Regions from separate parts of the Mus musculus genome. Here region 1 is linked to region 2. The links are chromatin contacts, found by Hi-C in ENCODE. All regions are on one chromosome and are shown on one strand. The core of a region is the stretch at or near the end of the contact, and the rest is flanking DNA. Distances in the headings are between cores, read along the strand shown. Region 1 overlaps Erc2 (ELKS/RAB6-interacting/CAST family member 2). Region 2 overlaps Erc2 (ELKS/RAB6-interacting/CAST family member 2).

The links. Hi-C counts contacts between places; a loop is a spot of excess contacts on that map.
Region 1: a loop to region 2 is called in a map of adrenal gland, with 2.6 times the contacts of the local background. The contact joins two enhancer-like sites. A Hi-C loop is called at or near these places in 2 of 37 maps with a recorded cell type or tissue (adrenal gland and gastrocnemius).

The regions. Positions count from the first base shown.
Region 1 is chr14:27,943,326-27,947,960 of GRCm38, reverse strand. The region is part of intron 7 of Erc2 (ELKS/RAB6-interacting/CAST family member 2); the gene reads right to left. Among named protein-coding and RNA genes, the nearest start is that of Gm34996, 69 kb to the right of the region's middle. Within about 2 kb of position 2,534, at least 1 of the 3 ENCODE cell types and tissues checked has a DNase peak (open chromatin) inside an H3K27ac peak, as active enhancers do; it is gastrocnemius, where a contact is called at or near this core.
Region 2 is chr14:27,798,206-27,803,005 of GRCm38, reverse strand. All of the region lies in intron 4 of Erc2 (ELKS/RAB6-interacting/CAST family member 2), which reads right to left. Among named protein-coding and RNA genes, the nearest start is that of Gm45645, 40 kb to the left of the region's middle. Within about 2 kb of position 2,049, at least 1 of the 3 ENCODE cell types and tissues checked has a DNase peak (open chromatin) inside an H3K27ac peak, as active enhancers do; it is gastrocnemius, where a contact is called at or near this core.

The sequences.
Region 1 (4,635 bases), core at 1,285-3,784, 140 kb before region 2:
CTCCGTGTTTTTATGGGCTGAACACACAGTCTAAATGTTTTTCATTCACTGTTCAGAAGACCACACCTTTATCAAGGAGCATAAACCTTAACAAATGTCTTCAGATGAGCAGAGAACACGCATGGAGTGAGGCCCAAGCCCACAGCACAATGGGAGTCCCTGAGAAAGTAACATAGGGAGCAATGGTCCTGGTCAGCAGAGGTTTACACAGCATATTTTACACATTGTTACAAATGACAGAATGGGGACCATACTGGAAACATTAGAGGAGTCTACATTTTGACTACTAACAATGCTAAAAGTTTATACAAATGGTAAAATATCCTACAACATTCACTTTTTGAAACTGCTAAGTTTTATCATGTTTGTCAGAAACTTTAAGAATTTGTGAGAGCAAGAAATTACTGATTTGCGAAACACATGAAACTCAAGAAGAACGAAGACCAGTGGACACTTTGCCCCTTCTTAGAATTGGGAACAAAACACCCATGGAAGGAGTTACAGAGACAAAGTTTGGAGCTGAGGCAAAAGGATGGACCATCTAGAGACTGCCATATCCAGGGATCCATCCCATAATCAGCCTCCAAACGCTGACACCATTGCATACACTAGCAAGATTTTGCTGAAAGGACCCCGATATAGCTGTCTCTTGTGAGTCTATGCCGGGGCCTAGCAAACACATAAGTGGATGTGCTCACAGTCAGCTATTGGATGGATCACAGGGCCCCCAATGGAGGAGCTAGAGAAAGTACCCAAGGAGCTAACCCTATAGGTGGAACAACATTATGAACTAACCAATACCCCCCGGAGCTCGTGTCTCTAGCTGCATATGTATCAGAAGATGGCCTAGTCGGCCATCACTGGAAAAAGAGGCCCATTGGTCATGCAAACTTTATATGCCCCAGTATAGGGGAACGCCAGGGCCAAAAAGTGGGAATGGGTGGGTAGGGGAGTGGGGGAGGAGGGTATGGGGGACTTTTGGGATAGCATTGGAAATGTAAATGAGGAAAATACATAATTAAAAAAAACTATAAATAAAAAAAAGAAAGAAATTATTGAATGTGTCCCCTCAGAAGATCAAAAACTAGGGTGATCTCATGTGTATCCTCTCTATAGATCCTTTTCCCCCACTATTTATTTCCCCCACTATGTTAATGATTTCATTAACATCATTAAGTTGCAATATATTTAAACTTTATCAAAGTAAAGTAAAAGCTTAAAAAAAAACACTCTTGGTTATTTCAGGATTACACATGCTATCCAAATTATTCAGAAGACAGTGTCACAAGAGAATGGACTTAAAAACCATTTTCATATCTTTGACAATTGTCTTTAACAAAGAAATTTGGGATAATCAAATTAGAGAGAAGAGAAAAATATTCTTCCTCTGTTTTTCTCCTCTTGGCAAAGTTCTCAGTGCAGAGTTATTTTCCAGGCATAGATGGATGAAATTCTGTTCTCTGTAATCTCGGCAAAGATTATGAAAATAGAGTTCTATTTCATGGAACAGGATGATGTCCCCACTGAGACTCAGTCACATCCCCATGAGGTCAGTGTTGGCAGACAGGACCTGCTTGCTCTCTGAATCTCTACTGTGGCCATGAGGACCTCAGCATGACCTTCACATTCCTTTCCCACCTCAAAGACATAGATACCACAAAAGCCACTTTTGTCACCGAGGAAGATGAGAGCGTCTGCAGGCGGGACAACAACACATTATGGACGGGAAAGATTGCTTTCCCTCAAAGGATCCTCACATTCACGTGCTTTCCCTCAAAGGATCCTCACATTCACGTGCGCGCTTTAGAAGCCCCGTGAGAGTATCTGAGGGGCCTCATTCCAGCTTCCACTTAAAACAACAATAGTGTAACCATAACAAAACACTACTATTTATTGAACGGCTTAAGATCGTTGCATCATTCCTGATAGTGAGAGACAGCATCATCTCTCCTATTTTAGGGATGGAAAGCGGAGGACTCAACCGAGATCTCACAGGAACGGGATAGGTCATGAAAACATTAGTTCTTCCAACACCTAAGCTCCTCTGCCTCCTAAATCAGGACCTGAGAAAGCCATTAGAGTGCTGTGCCCCCGAATAAAGGGCAGGAAGTCATTCATTAGAGATGAAAATGTTCCAGCCAGAGGAAATTGGGTTTCTCCGAGCCACAGAAGAGAGAGAGCATTGAAAGGTCTGCTCTCAGACCTGCATTTGTCTTGGCCAAGAAGCATCCCAGTACTTCAACCCTGTGCAACCAGTGGTGGTGCGGGGAACAGCAAATAGATTTTAGTTGGCTTCTTTGGTAAACTTTGGATCCATAAAAATGGGACACTTTGAATACCAGTTGTCACAGGATCCTTGTCACCTGGATGTTCTTACACTCATGTTTTATTCATCCACAGGCTGGCTAGCCTTTCCCTCCCTTTACCTCATGACTCAGACTAAACACTGCAGTTGAAGCTGCCTGGCTGTGGAGATTCCGAGTAAAGAATAACCTGGGCTGTGTGCTTCCTGAGCTGGCTACAGAGCAGGCTCTTACCCCAGGGGGCAGCCAAATGCCCCTCAGTTCCAGCCTGAGGGAGCCAAGAGGAAGCCAGGCTTTCTACAGAGTGTCACACTGCTCATAAGAAAGTAGAAAGCTGAGCTATTACATGAAATGTTTTCATTATATTTTTCATTTTCACTGTTTTTTTTTCATTAAAAAACAAACAAGCAAGCAAATAATGAAGTCCAAAACAAAGAACAAAACACTGAGAGTCTGTAAAGAGTTCTGTGGATTGTATTTACCCCGCGTATCTACCAGCTCCCACACCTTCTGGGAAATATATCAGAATTATATTTTTTTAAAAAAAGAAAAAAATGAAAGATAAGTACACTAAGATAATTCAACTTAAAGGGACACAAGAGTCTACCAGCCTCAGAGTTTTTTGAAGAAAAGGTTCACTTTGAATAGAAAAATAAAGCAGAAACTGCCATTCTGTGTCCTTTTGATATTCTAAACTTCTAAAGTAGACAAAAACTGGAATTTCTTCTTGAAAACCAAGGAGTTCTCCTCCAACAAGCCCAGCTAGCTTCTTGAAGTCATTAATATGAATAAGTGAGGGGGGTTGTTTTATTTTTTAATTGAAACCCTGCTTTAAAAAGAAAAAAAGCATAAACACAGCCTTGACGTGGCCCAGTAGTAGAGCCTGGCCTAGCGAGCATGTTCAAGGCTTGTGGTCTCATTTTCAGCACCACATTAAAGGTGGTGGGTGGTATTATTCACAAAATTTGGGTTAATAATATTTGGAAATACTTGGCAATCCCTTGTTTTATAAACACCAGGGTCTGTGTTAGTTCTGAAGAGAGAGATCTGCCTTCATCAGTGGGCTGATAACCTCTTCAGAAAGACAGACCAATAAGCAAGCCAGACAAAAGTCTTTTACCATGAGCAAATAAAGGATAGAATAGTGTCATCTAAGTTCATCTAAGATGAATGAGTGGCATCTGTCTGTAAGAGGAGCTAATGAAGCTATGGCCCAAGGGACAGAGGGGAGTAAGCTCAAAGGATGGCCAGAGACAGAGAAGATCTCAAATCTCGATCCTGGAGATCGCATGACTGGCTTAAGAACCTTAAGACAATTTGTTCTGCCTGAGGAGTTCTACTGATCTGCACTGTTGGGGACAGCTAAAGTGAAACAGATGAACTGAGCCTCACTAAAGACTCTAGATTTTGTCTTGACAGCAGATAGAAGTGGCATGGACAGATTTGTTCTTGAGAAGAAGCACCTTGCAAATTTGTCCTGGCTTCAAAAGTCATTATTGTGTACGTGGGCAAAACCTTCCTCCTCTTATGAGATGGAAAAAAAAAATTACCATCTGCTGAGTAAGCTCTCTGCCTTGCTCTTCTTGTAAACCTTAAGCCATAGAACACGTTGATGACAGGCTCTTACTCAGATCTGTCTTGCCCCCAGATACATTTGGCAGTGTCTAGAGACCAGTGGGTACCTGACCGCCTGCAGACCAGCCTCTAACCTTAAGATCAAAGAGAAGCAAATTCAAGCTCTGGGGAGGCCCATTTATCCTGAAATTACTCCTCATTGTCCATGCCTTATTCAGCAGCAGATTTCTTGACCCTTCTACCTTCAGATCTTCCCTAAACTCTCCTGATCCATCAAGAAGAAGGAACCATGTCGGTGTAGAATCTTCTGGGCCAGCCTCCATCACATCATAAATACCAGGGGAGCCTTCTTGTTGCCACATATACTACAAATGAGAAGTTATTGCACAGAGGGTGGCAGGCAAGTTAAGATGAGATGTCTCTGGAAGAGGCTAGTGGCCAGCACTGGGATCACTCATCACCAGAAACTGGTTAGGGAAGGTTCCAGTAACAATGAGCATGGCATCAAGCTTCATCATAGCTTATTCATCAATGTTTCAGGAGAGCAGGACACAGCCATCAACATCTCCAATGGCAACAGTGACAAGAGGGGTCAGTGGAAGCTCCTCCCAGGTCCCCTCCAGATTTATAGTGAAGATATTGGGATAGTTAATCTTCAGTCTTAACTAAACTTGGAATCACCGTGAAAACATGCATCTGAGTGTGTCCAGGAGGGCAGTTCCAGAACAGTTTAACTGAGGGGCTAAGACTCACCTGA
Region 2 (4,800 bases), core at 800-3,299:
GATTCCCTCAGTGCAATTCATAACCCTGCTGCCTCAGACGAAACCAAGGTTTTGGAAGCTTCCCTGGAAAGGGCCAGATAACAAACATTGTAGTTTTAAGGGCCAAATGTCTTTAGTTACAAAAACTCCAATCTGCTATTGTAGCTCAAAAGCAGCCAAGGGCAGTAAAGAAACAAATGGGTATGCTAAACCTTCAATGGACTCCACCTACCAAAATAAATACCATCTTGACTCGGCCCGTAGACCATAGCTGGCCAATTCTGGTCTACAGACACCACTTTATTATCATATCATATCATAATCACATGATGTGAAGACGTAGACACAGAGAAAATCATCTGAAGTGTCCAAAACTCCACTTGAACAATTTTGATTTAGTTTCTCTCTACCCACAATATTTACCAGAGTGGATTAGATATGAAAACCAACTCTTACTCATTTACCAGGTGGCTGCTTAGGGACTTAACACTGATTTACTCTGTAGATCCTTGTCATCTCAACTGTAACCTTCCTCACACGGTAAGGTTTAAATCTTGGAAGATGATGTGCATTGCAATTCTACAGGACAATTCACCTCACCTCAAAACAACATGTCTCATTTATAACACATAAAATTGGGTTTTCCATTCCTCTTTTGTGGCTAAAGAGTGGATTATTATATAGGAAAATATAGATACAATTAAGAATATTCTTAAAACAAGAATTATATCTGAGTGGATTAGAACTAGTAAATACTGGGAGTAGAGGGGAACAGGGATTATGACAAGTTTTAATAGGTTTTAGGTATGAACTAGGATATTACCTTAATATTTAGTTATAGTATATATTTGTGGCCCTGAACTTTGGGTTTATGGAAAGTGGTATCAAGAAGCCAAAAAACTGTCATGTGGTTCTGATGGGAACAGGTATAAAATCAACCCAAGATGGACTCCAGCTAGATTCATAAAAGGTAAATTCAAGAGCTATGACTTTTCAGATTATACCATGTGTGTGGAGATACAGAAAAGCTATGTGAGGCTGTGCTCAGAGGAGACCCAAGGCATGCACTTCTCAAGGCATGTAAGGGTTCTCAAGATCCCATCCCAGCTCATCCTCAAGGCCAGCAATTTTCTCTTTCTCTTTTGGCTTTTTTTTTTTTTTTTGGAGGCACAGAAAGAGCCAGGAAAAAATTAAAATATCAAGAATACAGGGCTAGGAATGGCTAACAGGGTAAAGACCTTGCTGCCCATGGAAGAGCCAGGTGCACAGACATCTGTAGGGCCTGAGTCAGACGCACTCCAGGGTTTGTCTGCTAGCTAGTCTGTCTTGCTAGCTGAAATAGCAAACTCCAAATTCAGTGAGACACACTAAATAAAGCCAAAGGAGAAAGAAAAACAGGGCTGAGAGCTGCTTAACTGGGGCGATGAGGTGGCTCCTCAGTATAGTGCTTGCCACACAAGCACAAGGCCCTGAGCTCACATCTCAATCAGCCATGGCCATAGCGGCACTTGGGAGGGAGAGACTGGTAGTTCTCTAGAACTTGCTAGCCAGCCAGTCAAACAGGCTCAGTAATCCATGCCACAAAGAATAACAAAACAATTTAGGAAGACACCCCAACATTGACCTCTGGTTTCTGCATACATGAACACACACACAAATATACACGCAGGCACATACACAGCATGAGCCAGCATACACACACACACACACACACACACACACACACACGATTTTAAATAAAAGGCCATCATCTGAGACCTCTACCATAGAGGCATATAACCCTGAATTCCTAAAACTATTCAAAGATATCACTGTTTAACAGATGATAATAATAATAACAGATGCTGCTAATCCTGGCTCTGTGTGAGAAGGAAAGTTTCCCGCCAGCTGAGGCCACTTCCTCTGATGACCACCAGGAACATTCAAGCAGCTGTCACTTTAAAGGACTCCCTCAGAGTGTTTAATCATTTTTAGAGTGTTAACATGTAAAGGGTGAGGCTGGTCAGTCTTGAAGAGTTGTCTTCTAAGGAAGGGGTCCTCTCCTACCCCATTGGCTAATGAATAGTGCGTGAATACGTCACACTGAAAGCCATTCCAAGGACAGCATTCCAGAGTCAGTTATCACGGCAAACAGCAGGACCTCCCATCTGCTGTACCCGAGCCGTTTAAGGCCAAAACAGACTGCAAAACTAAGTGGCCAAATTTGCAAAGTAGTTGGTTAAAAAACAAATGTTCAGGTTCAATGAGAGCACAAAATCAGTTTTGAAGGTATTTATTCTGATTTTTCCAAAGCCTGATCAAATAGGCTTCCTCTTATCAGTGGCCAGGTTCTCTAGGCAGATCATCCGACAGGACGTGATGAGATCTGAAGGAGGCCCCCCAAAGAAGCAGAAGCTTTGCAACAGCAAATTGCCCTTCGAAACCAGGCACCTTTATCACTAAGTTTTCTAATTCCACGGAATTCGATAACTGCTAAATACTGGATTCGAGTCTCTGACTTTCTGTAGTGGAAGAGGAACAGCTCACATGAGGTTCACATGAGGTTTCAGGGTCACATGAGGGATGAAAGCCCCCCCCCCCCACAAGATACTAAAATCTACCAAGGTAAAGCCAAGGTGGCAACATCTGGCTGAAAGCAAGCACTATGGCCCACACTGAGCTGCAGTCACATGGCTCTGCCAGCTCATGAAGGACATAAATATCTGTGCATTTCTCTATAATTCATCTCCATCTCTTTAAAGGACTGCGAGGAAGAGCACGGGTGGAGACAGGAACTCAAAGGTCTCTGCACTGTCTTCTCATATTCTATTCCTTCCGATAGGGAGCCTACAGTACAACTCAGACTGGAACACAGGAACACTGTGAAGGATAACGAGACAGTTCAGTCATTTCCAGGTTGTGCTTACCTACCTGGTCTCTGCCAGAGTGTACAAGGGAACAGTGGCCATCTTCTCCATGTCCCACCAAGGTCATTCTGGCATGAATAGTCCAGCATCCTAGAAAAACCCTCACCCTCAAGCAACTCGATGGCAGCTCACTGTGGTAATGCTCATTGCCAAGCTGACAGCACCTAGAGTTATCCAGGAGATGGGTCTCCGGCCATGCTGTGGGTAGTGTCTTAACTGTGTAAACTGCCTAGAGAAGACACGTGGTAATTGTGAGAGGAACCATTCCCTGTCTGTGGACTGCAGATGCAATGTGGCCAGCTCCTGACACTGAATTTCCAACATGATGATGGGGAACCAAGTCAAGTCCTTCTCCCTTGTGTTGCTTTGGTCAGGATGTTGTGTCACAGCCAACAGGAAAGGAAACTAAGACAGAGAGTCAACAGAAAAGTAGCAACATTCAAATATCCTCAGGGCACACACTCAGAAATGTGATTGTTCTGCACAAGTGCTTGAGGAGGCCACTGACCAGATCCATCCCTTCTGCTTCCCAGAAATGTGAAAATAAACATACGTAGCCTCACGGTCCACATCTGTGAAAGCAAAACTATGTGACCTTCATTGGTAAGCTGTGTAAGTGCTAACTGGATGCTGTGCATGGGCCCAAACTAAATGTTCTACTAACTATGTAATATGCCGTATATATACATGCACTTATACATATATATGTATATATAGAGATATAAACAAATACATTTTCTTACCATTATATCGCTATGACATTGTAATCCTATCATTCAGTTTTAGCATATTATTTGCAAACTTCATGATCAAACTGTTTTCCCTTAAAACACAACTTACACTCCATTGAAAATCTTGCTATAGTCAAAGCTACAAAAATGATATCACAAAATAAATAAATAAATAAATAAATAAACAAACCCTCTAGGTAAGACTACAGGCAAGCCTCTAGGTAAGTAAGTGCCTCTAGGCAAGCCACTGGAAATTACTAATTGGGGCACATGCAAACACAAGGTGAACAACCCAAGAGTTTATCAGCTGAACATAAAAAGCGTACTTCCTCCACCTCCCGCCCCATCGGCAGCTGCATTCTCTCTCCTGCTCTGCTCATTCGGAAGAGTCCTCTGCCAGCTGCAGCACCGATCCTGCCACATCCAAATGGGCCAAGGAGAAAATGTCACGCCCTTTATTCAGTTACTATTCAGATGCAGCTGCATTGAAGCTGTAGACTTTCTAAACAACACAATGGAAGTAACAATGGAAAGCTGCAAGAACATGTGTGAACTGGCTCAATTCAAGAACCTAACCGTGAGCCAGCAAAGCTGTTCACAGAGCCAACGCTAAGCTTCGTGAACAACCCTTGCCTCCAGAAAACCAGTTCCCGAGGACAGCACACGCTAAGTGCATCCTCATGCCTAAGAATAGCACACCACCTCCCAACCCCAAACCAGTACCAGCTGAACGTCCACCATACCCAGCCAACTGGATCCTTCTGCAGACCCTAATTGCTGCCTGCTGGACCCATGTTGGCAAGCTTGTACCTCCTCAATCATTTCTCCACCTGAGAAGGATGGCAGCAGACATAACAGCTATTGGCAGCAGCTTCAAGATGAGAAGGATATTCAAGAGCATCCCTTTCACGGAGGAGTCTTTTTCCATATTCATGAATTATGAAATACATTCTATTTCTCTCTTGGCTCTTATCCCCATTCTTTCGTCTGGGATAACGAAGTATATTATTTTTCGCAGCAAAGTAGAACTCCCACAGAAAGCTGAATTGGCAGGTCTCCTGCTAGCTTACATTGCCTCTGTAAAAATTAGAAAAGAAACTCCCCTTGTTCTACAGCTTACTTCCATTTTTCTAGAGCACCCCTGCCATAGACAGGGTTTGTTAGAATAAAGGAATGTGTTGGCA